Regions from separate parts of the Homo sapiens genome. Here region 2 is linked to region 1. A link is a contact called in ENCODE Hi-C data. All regions are on one chromosome and are shown on one strand. The core of a region is the stretch at or near the end of the contact, and the rest is flanking DNA. Distances in the headings are between cores, read along the strand shown.

Evidence for each region. A loop is a pair of places that touch in the nucleus more often than their neighbours do. Pooled maps may share reads with other maps.
Region 2: a map with no recorded cell type shows a loop between it and region 1 (8-fold over the local background). The contact joins two enhancer-like sites. A Hi-C loop is called at or near these places in 2 of 37 single-sample maps with no recorded cell type and 5 of 50 pooled maps.

The regions. Positions count from the first base shown.
Region 1 is chr6:87,902,864-87,909,994 of GRCh38, reverse strand. It overlaps LOC101928911 (a long non-coding RNA gene), which reads right to left. Exons shown (of 5, transcript NR_110869.1): 3 at 81-213. Among named protein-coding and RNA genes, the nearest start is that of SPACA1, 140 kb to the left of the region's middle. RefSeq lists enhancers at 2,408-2,457, 4,542-4,791. Within about 2 kb of position 4,699, at least 2 of the 41 ENCODE cell types and tissues checked have a DNase peak (open chromatin) inside an H3K27ac peak, as active enhancers do.
Region 2 is chr6:89,295,004-89,302,134 of GRCh38, reverse strand. It overlaps GABRR2 (gamma-aminobutyric acid type A receptor subunit rho2), which reads left to right. Exons shown (of 9, transcript NM_002043.5): 2 at 2,270-2,376. It also overlaps the pseudogene TUBB3P1. Among named protein-coding and RNA genes, the nearest start is that of GABRR2, 17 kb to the left of the region's middle. RefSeq lists enhancers at 3,416-3,485, 3,912-4,221, 3,607-4,806. Within about 2 kb of position 3,199, at least 17 of the 41 ENCODE cell types and tissues checked have a DNase peak (open chromatin) inside an H3K27ac peak, as active enhancers do.

The DNA of each region.
Region 1 (7,131 bases), core at 3,450-5,949:
TCTGAATTGGAGAGCCAAGGTTATGAGTCAGCCCTGCTCAGAGCCAAGACACTTCGATTCAGTGTTATTTTTTGCCTTACCACACAAGGTTCAAAATGTCCAATCTCTTTTCTTTAATGCCAATGCCCCAATAGTTAGGAATCACAGTCCAGAGCTGCTTTATTAAAAATGTTCATTTTCAGAAATCATTGATCCTGAAATCATTGCACTCTTCTGAAATAAAAAATAAATAGAAAGAAAAATCAATCAAGGAAATAGCAAAATGGTAAGCGGTACAATATGACATGTTAATGCTAAATGCCAGCTTCATGGTTCAACGCCCAATTTATTATGTTGAAAGCACTAGGCAGAAGACAGGCATCAAATGAAATGAGGACTGAATAAATGTGCTACTGCATAAAAACTATTTATGAATTTCCATGCTGTTTGTCATTGAATAAAAGCTATAATCATTTGATAGATATACATTTTTGTCAGTGTTACTTCAAACTGATACTTCATCAAATTGCTACAATCCTTTCAGGTGTGAGAATCATAGAGCTTCTTTGACGGAAATCATGACTTAATGCATGAAAGCTGAAAGACCAGCAAAAATTACAGAGCAACAGCCCATTACTAAAGGGCCATGGTATGAGAGACACATAATGCATTTCACTTGGAAGGGATTTCTGAGTTCACCCCTAAGTCCAATCCCTCCACCCAGAGCTGAAGCCTGCCAGTTATAACACAATCCAGATAACATGCAATGGTGTCGTATCACATACTAATGCTATGGTAATTCTCCTAGTATTTCAAAGACTGGGAATCTGAACCAAGAACAGGAATAGATTAGTCAAGTTTATTCAGCTTATGCCTGCATCCTCTCATTGCCCTCTTTAGAATGGAAATACGTCATCATAGTTCAGTTTCCTGAGGTCGCAAAGATAAGACAATATCTACTTTGATTTCAAACAGAATCATCTGTAGATAAAAGAAGGCTCCTCTCTCAAATAAAACAGCTTTTCAAATAGCCTCTCACCACAGTTAGTAATAATTTATGCTTGGTGAACAGGAAAATGTGCTGAATTTATTCATTTTACTGTGTGCTGCCTGTCAAAAGGGCAAGCTGATAAAGACAGAAGTAGGGGTGGGCAATTTATTGGTATTTGCAAATCTGATATAAAAGGTTTTTGTAATTCCTCCTGATTTCAAAAGAAGAAGAAAATTAACTCTGAAAGTGGCAAAACAGAAAATTCCTGTTCTTGTCCATCATATCTGACATTTTACCACGTGGATAATTCTAGAGGCGGGTTTTTCTTTTGTCCTCCAAAATAAATTTTTGCTCCATTTTTGAACCCTAATCAAAAAATTATGCCACAGGAGACACTCTACTTAAGAACCTAGAGTCTAGCCCAGCTTCAAGGGCATAGTCCTACTGTGTCGCATTTTCCTAAACACCTGTAACAGCTGGACAGCTGTTCATTCCCCTCCTCTGCCAACCCAGTCATTTGCTTTAACCAGGACAAGTTTATTTTCAATCTTAATTATTTCTGAATTGAAACTTTATTTTCTTACCTGGTTTCAGGATGTGTTTTAGAGTGTTTTGGGTTTTGAAAATTCACTTTGAAATGGGATATGGTTTTTACGTCCTCTTCTTATGCTGTCTCTCCTCAGGAGTTGTTGAAACTCCTTACATTTAAATTCCTTAGGGGGCACTTGTAGTTTTGTGCCTCATGTAGCAGACAGGGTATCAGGTACAGCTGGAAGTTTGGGGAATTAACTTGACTTGAAGCTCAGATAACCAGAAGTCTTAACTCATATGCTACCCTCTTTTTTCCACCATAAAAGATAATAAAGTCTTTATCATAAATTAAAAGTATAGCATGAAGATTGGGGCATTTTGAAGAGAAGAAAGTTGTTTGAAGTTCAGAATTTAGCAAGTTCATTTTATAGACTTCATGTATGGGTTGCTTTTTGTTTAATAGCACATCACAAAATTCTAGCTGAAAGCCATGAGATAATATAGCTTAATGATACTAAGGTTCATTTATAAAAATTATAATTTAATCATAAAAATACATTTTAGATACAAAAGCTTCTTTCTGAGCTCACATCTCCCATTTATGTCTGAAAGAGCACAGGCAATGCCACCCACTGAGCATTCTTGGTGGTAACTGGTTCTAAACCTCAAATTTCAAAATAATCACACTCAGACACACCACAACCACATCCTGGATCATCAGAAGCCAAGAAAATCCAGTGATGAAAGTTTTTCTTAATCCCACAGGCATCTATGGTGTGGGGAAGAGGACTGTGTTGCTATAGCTACTGATCCCCCCATTTTTGGCTTCTTTGACCTTTCCTCCCCTTGGGGGAGGAAATACTGCTGCAGTAGCCTGTGGAGGCTATGGGGAGAGCAGATCCACCTTCGAGTTCAAGAGAAAGACATTCTCCAGGAAGCCCTCCTCTCCTCACATTTGGCGACAGTTACAAAGCAGAATTGTCTCCTCTTTAAGTGGCCGTCGTGAAGCCCAGAGGCAGTGTGGGATGCTGAATGAAATAACAGTTTCCAAAGTACCATCCGATCAAGCCTTCCCATATTCTCCTGAGATTCCTTTCACTACTGCTCAAAGACTTGGGGGTCTGGAGTCTTTTGTTTTTGTGTGTTTGGTTATTTACCATTAGATGGTAACATAGGGATGGGCCCTGGCTATATTTCCACTCCTTGTTCTTGCTCCTGCATAAATCATGGAAATCCTCACCTTAAAAACTTCTTTTGACCATAACCTTGACTTCATTGTGAGGCATTTAGAAAAAGGCGTGGCCTATCCAAGTAAAGGGCAGGTACTCAGCTTACCCACCAGCTACAACTTGTCACAAACTGACACATAACCTGGCTCTCTATCCATCTCCATTGGTTTTTACACTCACTGAGGAAGCATCATGGTATACCAGAAAGTCTAGGCTTTGGATCAAACATATTTGGATGTCAATTCCAGCTCCTGGATCCAAACATATTTGGATTTAAATTCCTTGAGTAAATTACCCCCATCTTCAAATCTGTTTCCTCAATTAGAAAGGGCTGTTAGGAAGAGGCAATGCAAAACGAGCACTTAGTGTGCTGTGCCAGGCACATACTAAGCGTGTAAAGGATGTTAGCTATTATTATTGTAATTTACTTCATAGGGATGCTGTGCGGAATTAAATGAGATGACATCTGTGGAAGGCCAGGCCCATTTGGAAGAGCTCAAAAAACACTAGCTCCTTTCCTCTTAAGAACAATTAAGTTCTTTCCAAATCTGCTTAGGTTTCAGGTGAAGACCTTGGATTTGAATCCAAGGTGCTTCCCTGCAGCCACTTAACGATACACACCTCTCCCTGTGCCTGCAGCCCCATAGGGGGAGCATCCTAAACACCTTTATGACATCTTTCCCCCTCCCCACCTTAAGTCCAGTTCTGTTGGGTCTTCTTCACCTCACTGTCTGGCCCTCTCTTCGAATACTGAAATGTTTTCCCAATGTCTTCCCTCCTGATTTCTAGGTTGGATCATAAACCTTGCCCTTAGCCCACCCACTCCTGTTTCCTCCTCTACTGCTCTGTTCTCTCCCGTCCATCCCTGAGGGGCTCATTACCCAAGCACCATTTACAATGACAAAGCAAATGCACTGCATTTAGATTGATTTTTGTCTTAGTCAAACTGGGGTACATTTGTAATACAGAAAAGGATTGGTGTGTTTCATCACAAGGAATTAAAGCTATTATCTCACAAATCTGATTGATGTGAGCAGCCAAAACAAATATGTTGAGTAATTTCTTCCCTTACTAACTAGTTCTTTGCTTGAATCTTCCAGTTAATAGTTACGCCTGGCAAATTCTCAAATGGTATATATTATATTCATCCCAGCACTTGCGTTCTGTTTTGGATATGATTTTGAAAGAAGACATCTTAGAGAGTAAATTCTTGAGGAAAGGACATAAATAGATAAATACCAGATATAAATAGATAAACATGAATAAAAATGCATATTTCAGAAACATTGTAAAAAATAACAATAATAATAATAATATAATGGCTGTAATTTTTCAAACATCCTCAGACCACAAAGGTAATGCAGAGGGAAAATAGGCGTATTTGTTTTCCTCTTGCCTTATGGCTGAAAGAGCAAAGCATGCATGATTTTTATGACCTGGCTAGTGATGTGTCCCTTCAGGGAGCTATTAACTCTATCCTTGTAGATGGTGCCTGATCCCCTTCAAAATTAGAAATTGCTTAAAACCAGAAAAAAAAAAAGCATTTCATTCCTAAATAGGCCATTAGTGATATTGGATAGTTTGTTATGCTGTAATGCAATATTGAAATTCCTAGAGGCAATGGATTTTCAGTAGTGAATTAAAAAGACCAAACTAAACCAAGTATTTGAGGAATGAGTGAAAAGAATCTTGGGTAGCTAACTATTTTATAGGTTGTGTGTCAGCAAGTGACCTTTTGAAAATAAAATTATTAACTCTCCCCAGAGAACTAAATGCAAATTGAGCCCAGCTGGATTGTGTGGTAGGTATGAAAACATATCTATTTTGATGCAGGGGAGCAGGGGGTGGACATATATGTCACGAAATGTCAGAATAATGACCATCACCCTCAACAGAAAGTAAGTGGACTAAAAATAGCAACATACAGTTTTGGTTCTTAAAAATTATCAGCAAAGATGCAAAGGGTAATGACAGCAGATGTGTACAGCAGGGTTTTAACCTGAGTATGTGCCTGGACATGCTGTGCTGCCTCACTGCACAGCTAATACAACCTTTGACAACCTTTTCCCAGGAATGCAGAAGTCCAAGAATAATGCACATAAACTAAATAGCATCATTTCGTAGCATAAGTTAAAGGGAAGCTAATTTACTGGCTGCATGTTACAATAGATAAAATGAATTTCATTGTCTCCATGCCTGTACCTATCATCAGGCTTAATGTAAATACCCCTTTGAAGGACTATAGCTATCAGACGTGACATTAGAGTGATTCACAAACAGCTCTAATTACATAAGTACAAAACTATATTGTACTTACAGGCTTGCAGATACTAACTAATTTCTCATCATTTGCATCCAAAAACCCTGGTAAATTCCCTTTTCCTGAATATAGTATCTAAATTTTAAATGTGTAGGAAAAGTCACTATTCTACTAAGTGTATCTTTCAATAGATACTTAATTTCCTTTCTGAAGTTACTGTAATTATTTCAGGAATTGAGCCTTTTTGTCCTAGAATTTTTGTTCTCATCAGGATAGACAAGCTCTCCAAGGACACGCTGATATTTCTCCTGGCTAACCTCTGGGGACATTATCAATGCATGGTACAGTAAGTTAATATTTCACCAAAGGTTAAAAAAAATAGAAGAATACAATTTGAGGAGAGGGGATTGTTAAGAATCATATTCAGGTTAAAATATTACATTCATAGGAACTTTAAAAATTTTAAATCAATATAGATGATTTCAACACAGTATATAAATCAAAGCCCTCCTATTTATTCCCTGGCCTGATTGATAGGGTTTCTCTATTAAAATTGCCCATTCCATCCCAAATATGGATAATATATAATTTGAAGTTGAAATCAGGTCCCTTGAGTTTCTTGAGATTGGATAAATGTCTGCAAACATCAACAAACAGGCCTTAAAGTAAGGCAGTAATCTATAAACCATCCTGATGACTTGTCAATAGGAGGAGGGAGACAGGATGAGACTGTAAACTCAGCAACCTCTTCCTGACCTTAACCCTCCCCCAACCTCTGAAAAGTAATGAGGACTGTTCCTTGAGCCTTTGTTTGAGGAAGCTGAGAATAAGAATTGTGAGCTCCTGTATTCCCACAGAGACTTAAAGTATCCACAACCCCTTCAGTTCAAAATTGCTTTATATTTGGTGACCTGAGGTTCAAGTAGATAAGTTTTGCTACATTCAAGAATGCAGAAATAATTCACCCTGTCACTGCACTGAGCAAGACAACCAACCAGGGCTGGTGTGGCCCAGGAAAGGTCTAGGGAAACAGGGAACCGAGGATGTATTTCAAGGGGGCAGGTGGACTGGGGAACAGGAACTGTTTGAATAATTTTCAGAGACTCTGAGATTTTAGCTGCCACCAAAATGAGAAAAAAAGCACCAGATGTAGAGTTAGTAAACCAAGTTTCTAGTCAGCTCTGCCATTAATTTATTTTGTTATCTTGGACAAGTTTCTTAATTTCTCTGGGACTCAGTTTTCCCATCTAAAGACTGGCTGAAACAATGTCTAAGTTACTGTCATCTCTCAAAAGTCTGCAGTTTCGCGACCGTTACTTATTCCTCAGAGATATAAGAAAACTGATGTTAACTATAATCACATAAGTGGAGGAAGAAAGAAAACAAATTGAGTTTTCTCAGCCTTGCTAATAACACTGCAGCGCAGCACTCGAACGGTCAGTGAGAGGCGATGGAACGAATCAAGATCCTTAGACTAATTACATGTGGAAGACCTCCGTGCGTCACCATGGAAACCAAAGGGAAGGTGGCCCCGGTAAAGGTCAAAGACTCGAAAAATAGACATGGCATTATGAGAGATTCCTACACCTCAACCAGATTCATCCCCAGGGCAGTGAGACCCTAATTATTTTCTAAAACAGTATCTCCAAGTAGGGTGTGTGCTTCAGAATCACCTGGTCAGTTACTCATACAGACTCCTTGAACTCACCCAGGCCCACAAAATCAGAATTTCTGGGAAAAGGACTAGGAAATCTGCATTTCTAAGCAATTCCCCTAGTGTTTGTACAATAGCACTTGAGCACTACTGGTCTAACAAATGGAGAGGAAGAAGTTGGAAGAAAAATAATGAAATGCCCAGCATGTAGGCTCACAGAATACCTCTGGAAGTGGAGGAGTCACTGATAACAGTGGTTGCCTTCAAGGAGGTCTGAGGTACACAGAAGAAAAACTTGCCTTCACTGTAAATGTGTTAATGTTGTTAACATTTTTACAATGAGCAAGAATTACATAAATATTTCTAATCCTAAAAAAGATTTTAAGTGCAAATTAAATGTGGGTACAATTTCTCAGATTTGAAAAAAAATGGGCACTCTTTTTAAAGTTAAAGGATAAAGTGATAACAACAGTTTAAAATTTTCTCC
Region 2 (7,131 bases), core at 1,950-4,449, 1.4 Mb before region 1:
ATCCAGGAGGGAATCCACCAGCTCCGCACCCTCCGTGTAGTGACCCCTGGCCCAGTTATTGCCGGCCCCACTCTGACCAAAGATTAAATTGTCAGGCCTGAAAAAATGTCCAAAAGGCCCCGAGCCGACACTGTCCATGGTCCCGGGCTCCAGGTCGACGAATGGCCCGAGGCACATACTTATGAGAAGAGGCCTCGTTGTAGTAGATGCTGATCTGCTCCAGCTCCAAGTCCGAGTTCCCCACGTAGTTGCCGCTGGGGTCTATGCCATGCTCATCACTGATGACTTCCCAGAACTTGGCCCCGATCTAGTTGCCGCACTGGCCGGCCTGAATGTGCAGGATCTCCCTCATACTGGGCGTGTCTGGCAGGCGGCTGCGGACGGGCAGGCGGGCTGGGCTGGCTGCTGACATCTCTGATTTCTTTGAGTGGTGTTTTTGCAATTCTCATTGTAGAGATCTTTCACCTCCCTGGTTAGCTGTATTCCTAGGCATTTTATTCTTTTTGTGGCAATCATGAATGGGATTTCATTCCTGATTTGGCTCTAGGCTTGACCATTGTTGGCATATAGGAATGCCAGTGATTTTTTACATTGATCTTGTATCCCAAAACTTTGCTGAAGTTGTTTATCACCTGAAGGAGCTTTTGGGCCAAAACTATGGGGTTTTCTAGATACAGAATCACATCATCTGCAAACAAGAATAGTTTGACTTCCTCTCTTCCTATTTGGATGCCCTTCATTTTGTTCTTTCTTGATTGCCCTGGCCAGGACTTACAATACTATGTTGAATAGGAGTGGTGAGAGAGGGCACCCTTGTCTTGTGCTGGTTTTCAAGGGGAATGTTTCCAGCATTTGCCCATTTAGTATGACGTTGGCTATGGGTTTGTCACATATGTATTGAAGTGTGTTTCTTTAATACCTAGTTTATTAAGAGTTTTTAATAAGGAGTGTTGAATTTTATCGAAAGCCTCTTGTGCATCCATTGAGATAATAATGTGGCTTTTGTCTTTAGTTTTATGTGATGAATCACATTTATTGATTTGCGTATGTTAAACCAAACTTGCATCCTGGGATTGAAGCCTACTTGATTGTGGTGGATTCACTTTTTGGTGGGCTGCTGGATTTGGTTTGCAAATATTTTGTTGAGGATTGTTTGCCTCAATGTTCATCAAGGATATTGGCCTAAAGCTTTCTTTTGTGTGTGTGTGTGTTTCTGCCAGGTTTTGGTATCAGGATGATGCTGGCCTCATAGAATGAACTGGGGAGGAGTCCCGCCTCCTCAATTTTTTGGAATAGTTTTAGTAGGAATGGTACCAGTTCTTTGTACATCTGGTAGAATTTGGCTGTGAATATATCAGGTCCTGGGCCTTTTTTTTTTTTTTTTTTTTTGGTTGGTACGCTATTTATTATTGATTCAACTTCAACTTCGGAGCTCATTATTGGTCTATTCAAGGAATCAATTTCTTCCTGGTTCACTATTTGGTTTGGGGTGTGTATGTGTCCAGGAATTTATCCATCTCTTCTAGGTTTTCTAGTTTGTGTACACAGAGTTGTTCATGGTAGTCTCTGATGGTTATTTGTATTTCTGTGGGGTCAGTGGTAACATCCCCTTTGTCATTTCTTTTTGTTTTTTTTTGCGACAGAGTCTCACTCTATCACCCGGGTGGCGCAATCTCCACTCACTGCAACCTGCGTCTCCTTGGTTCAAGTGATTCTTGTGCCCTAGCCTCCTGAGTAGCTGGGACTACAGGTGTGTGCCACCATGCCCAGCTAATTTTTGTATTTTTAGTAGAAATGGGGTTTCACCATGTTGGCTAGGCTGGTCTCAAACTCATGACCTCAAGCAATCTGCCCACCTCAGCTTCCCAAAGTGCTGGGATTACAGGTGTGAGCCACTGCACCTAGCCCCCTTTCTCATTTCTAATTGTGTTTATTTTGATCTTCTCCCTTTTCTTCTTTATTAGTCTAGCTAGCAGCCAATCCAACCATTTTCATCCAATTATAGCCTTTACCAAGGTAGAATGTTGTCCTGCCCAGGAGGGCATCCACTTTCAGAAGGCTCCAGAAGAACCTGGTCCTCAGGTCAGTCTACCTGTGAGGATCTGGCGTGTGTGTGGAGGGTCCTTCAGCCCTCCTTCTCCCCTGGGCCAAGAAGTAGAATGGAGAAAAGGTACCTAACAGGTAGATCTTGCAGGGAGTAATAGCCCAAATCATCTCACTCAATGCATTGAAGAGCCGATGGAAAATAGTTTCTTGCTTGTCTTCACAGTCACTTATATAAGAAGAACCTTGATGTGACCAAGATCCGGAAGGGAAAGCCTCAGCAGCTTCTCAGAGTGGACGAGCACGACTTCAGCATGAGACCCGCCTTCGGAGGTAGGACTGTTCTTCCTTGATGCCAGGTGGGAGGTTGGCCCCAGGGATGTGATGTGCTGCCCTCTCTGGCTCCCTCTGGCACAGCGCTTCCTCAGATGGTGCAATTTTCCCACTCACATAAATCTGACTCCATTTCCTGAGTCCCTAATTTTCCCAAGGAGAAAAGAGCAGGAAGTAGTGGAGAGGGCCGTTGACTAAAGAGGGCCCACCAGTGACTAAGCCATTTACATTCACAAAGGAGACAGGCCCTGCAGCTGCCAACTTTTTTGTCCTACAAATATAAGAGCAGGCAAGGAGAATCAGGACACAAAATAGCTCCTCTGTCATTTTTATAGAGGAAGAGGCCCATGAAGGCAGAGGTGCCCAGGATCCTCAAAAGTCCTAGTGTGGCCCTCCCTCTGCACTATTTTGGCATGTGTGTGTGTCTGGGTGTGAGTGGAATTCTGAACAAGGCATTGCAACTTTGTTGCCATGACTACCTGGGAGTTTGCTGTTTTGATGGAGTCACCTGTTTTCCAGTGCAGCAACAAGAGCTTAACTCATTACAAAGATTTCTTGCACACCTGCCCCCAAAGGTGCTCTGTTAGTCTTGGGGTCAGGGAGGGGAGGCATGGCCAGTGGGTGTCCTTCCCAGGAACTAGAGAAATGCTATGGAGAAGGTGGACAGTGTCTTAGTCAGTTCTGGCTTTCACACAAAACACCATAGATTGGGCAGTTTATAGACAATGGAAACGTATTTCTCATGTTTCCAGGGGCCGGAAGTAAGATCAAGGTGCCAACAGTTTCCATGTGTGCTGAGGGCCCACTTTCTGTTCATAGACGGTGCCTTCTCACTGTAACCTCACATAGTGGGTGGGGCAAGGCAGCTCTCTAGGGCCTCTTTTCTAAGAGCACTAATCCCACTGGTGAGGGCTCCACCCTCAGGATCTCATCACCTTCCAAAGGCCCACTTCCTAGTACCATCCCATTGCGGGTTAGGATTGCAACATACACATTTGTCAGGGACATAAACATTCAGGCCATAGCAGCTGGGAAAGGAATCAGTCATCTGCTCTGACTAGGCAGAGAGTGGGGTAAGAATAGCAGAATGTATGAGATCCCTGGGCCAACTTTCCTCTCCTCTTGGGGAAACTGAGGCACCAAGAATTTCAGTTGATGAACCTTGGCCAAGACAGACCCAGGCGGGCTGGCTTCCCTTTTTCCTTTTTCTCTGCCCTTGATCCTCTAGTAGGTCCTATCATTCTGGGGCAGTAAAAAGGAGTAGCTGTGACCTCCAGGCAGGTCACCAATCCTTTGAGCCTCCATTTGTTTGTTTATAAAATGGGGAGAGTAATCCCCACATATGGGGTTGTTGTCCAGATTAAACAAGATAATGTATGTAAAACCCCTGACAGACATTTGTTCCTGTCCCCTCTGAAAAACCCAGCTGCCAGACCTTCCTCTTGTGTGACTGTTAAGGGATTAAGAAATTAATTTATCCCAGAAGCCTATGCATTTTAAAAGGCCTCAAAGCCTCCCACTAAATTCCCTGAGCTCTGACACCTGCTAAGCAGAAGGAGAAAAGCAGGTGGCAGATTACAGGCCTGTGACTCATCTCCCTTCCAACCGCAACCTGATTGACGCCCACGGAAGGTCAAGAAGAGGCCACCATATTTCTGGTAGCTCTTGGGTTTCCTCGGGGATTCGTCATGGGCAAGCCTGCCAAGGAATTTTACGAAAATAAAGTTATACTAATAAGCAGCTTTAAAATAGCTACATCTGCTCCAGGAAGTCTAAGCAAGGCGTCCCCAAAAGCAAGAAGCTCCACTTTTCTTGCACAGCAACAGTTAAGAGCATAGAGGCGTACAGTGGCTAGGAAACACAATAACCAACAATAACATGCATGACAACTACCACTTTTTTTTTCGAGACGGAGTTTCACTTTGTCACCTAGGCTGGAGTGCAGAGGCGCAATCTCAGCTCACTGCAACCTCTGCCTCTCAGGTTCAAGCGATTCTCCTCCCTCAGCCTCCTGAATAGCTGGGATTGCAGGCATGCACCACCATGCCTAATTCTTTTGTATTTTTAGTAGAGACAGGGTTTCACCATGTTGGCCAGGCTGGTCTTGAACTCCTGACCTCAAGTGATCCACCCACCTCAGCCTCCCAAAGTGCTGGGATTACAGGCGTGTGCCACTGTGCCCAGCCACAACTACCACTTTCATAGGGATTTTTTTTTATGCCAGGCACCATTCTAATCAAGGTACATATATATATGTAATCTTATTTTAATCCTCTCATCAGTTCTACAAAGTAGATACTATTATTGTCCCCAGATGAGGAAACTGAGGCACAGAGAGGTGAAGTAAATGTCCCAGGTCAGCTGAGGTTGGACCCCCCTCCTAGCTGGGTCCCTTTCTTGTCTCCTACTTGCATGTCTTGGCGCAGAGCTGACATATTCATTAGGCGGCATAGGCACACTGCCTGGGGCCCACAACAAAATGTTTTTGCTTTATCTTAAAATAAGAAAAACAAACTTTTAAGCAGAAGTTGTTTTAATATATACTATTAATATGTTCATCATTAAACCAACACAATCATAAAATATGCTTTTTGATATTTTTTTATAGAGGAAGAGGCCCATGAAGCAAAAGTGCCCAGGGTCCTCAAAAGTCATAACGTGGCCGTGCCTCAGTGTGGTCTTTTGTGGGTGTGCACCGAGTGTGGGTGCTATTCCGAACAATGTGTTGTACCTTTTTACCCAAGGCTAGTGATGCTATCAGGAGCCTGGGCCATCACCTGGTCAGTACCTTCAGTATGTAGAAGAAGAGCCTGGGGTCCAAGGAGTTAGGTGATGGCCACCGAACAGCCAGAGGCAGAACTTAGGTTTCTTTTGTGACATCAGCTGCAAAAGCGAAAGCCTTATGAAAATGCTCCCACCAGGAGCTAGCTCTTGGAACGGCAGATGAAATCCTGCCATGTTCCCAGAAACCCTGACTCTGAGCAGAATGCTGCAACACGCCACAGTCCCCATCACGCTGCTCCTTCCTCAAGCCAGTTCCAGGAGGAAAGTGGACTCCTTGTGGTGTGACCACTGCATCTGCTGGGCCCTTCTGTGGGGCCCTCCAGAGCGTAGAGGGTCAGGACTGCTCCCTGCCCCTGCCTGGGTAAGCTTCTGACCCTGGGGAGGGCTCTGACTTTGGGGAAGCTGCTAAGGAAAGAGGCATCACCTTCCATAGAAGTCAAGATCTCAGCCACCACAGTATAGGTGGGGGCCACTCCTCCTTCCTTCCAAGCCTCCTCCCCATGGCAGTTGGTCCTCTGGGCACCTGTAATCTCCTGCAGGGCTTTCCTGGATGCCCAGATGTCACTTGGATGAAACGGGGGGAGGAGAGCACATAGTGAGGTACCAGGGCTCCCTGCCTCCATGAGTCCATAAATAAGACACCCAGAGTTCTGGCCAGCCAGGCAAGATGGGATGATCGCAGGACGGGGATTCCCACTGCTTGTGCTGTCAATGATCTTTATAACCTGAACCCTATGGGAGCATTTGAAGATGGCTTAGAGCCAAGAAACCTTCCCTGCAGGTGCTCCTGGGTGTCCCCATTTCACTCAGCACCTCATGGGCAGGTCTCTGTGAGAAAGGAGGCTGCACAGACAGCACAAAGGTGACTCTGTGCAGGTGATATAGAAGGTGTCTCATTCCCTGGAAGCAGCCCCTGACAGGCTTCTAGTTAGAAGTAGAGCCTGGGCCCCCAAAGTAACCAAAACAGCATGGTACTGGTACCAAAACAGAGACATAGACCAATGGAACAGAACCCACAGAAATAATACCACACATCTACAACCATCTGATCTTTGACAAACCTGACAAAAACAAGAAATGGGGAAACGATTCCCTATTTAATAAATGGTGCTGGGAAAACTGGCTAGCCATATGTAGAAAGCTGAAACTGGATCCCTTCCTTACACCTTATACAAAAATTAATTCAAGATGGATTAAAGACTTAAATGTTAGACCTAAAACCATAAAAACCCTAGAAGAAAACCTAGGCAATACCATTCAGGACATAGGCATGGGCAAGGACTTCATGTCTAAAACACCAAAAGCAATGGCAACAAAAGCCAAAATTGACAAATGGGATCTAATTAAACTAAAGAGCTTCTGCACAGCGAAAGAAACTACCATCAGAGTGAACAGGCAACCTACAGAATGGAAGAAAAGTTTTGCAATCTACTCATCTGACACAGGGCTAATATCCAGAATCTACAATGAACTCAAACAAATTAAAAAAAAATCCCATCAAAAAGTGGGCAAAGGATAAGAACAGATACTTCTCAAAAGACATTAATGCAGCCAACAGACACATGAAAAAATGCTCATCATCACTGGCCATCAGAGAAATGCAAATCAAAACCACAATGAGAGACCATCTCACACCAGTTAGAATGGCCATCATTAAAAAGTCAGGAAACAACAGGTGCTGGAGAGGATGTGGAGAAATAGGAACACTTTTACACTGTTGGTGGGACTGTAGACTAGTTCAACCATTGTGGAAGATAGTGTGGCGATTCCTCAAGGATCTAGAACTAGAAATACCATTTGACCCAGCCATCCCATTACTGGGTATATACCCAAAGAATTATAAATCATGCTGCTATAAAGACACATGCACATGTATGTTTACTGCAGCGCTATTCACAATAGCAAAGACTTGGAACCAACCCAAATGTCCATCAATGATAGACTGGATTAAGAAAATGTGGCACATATACA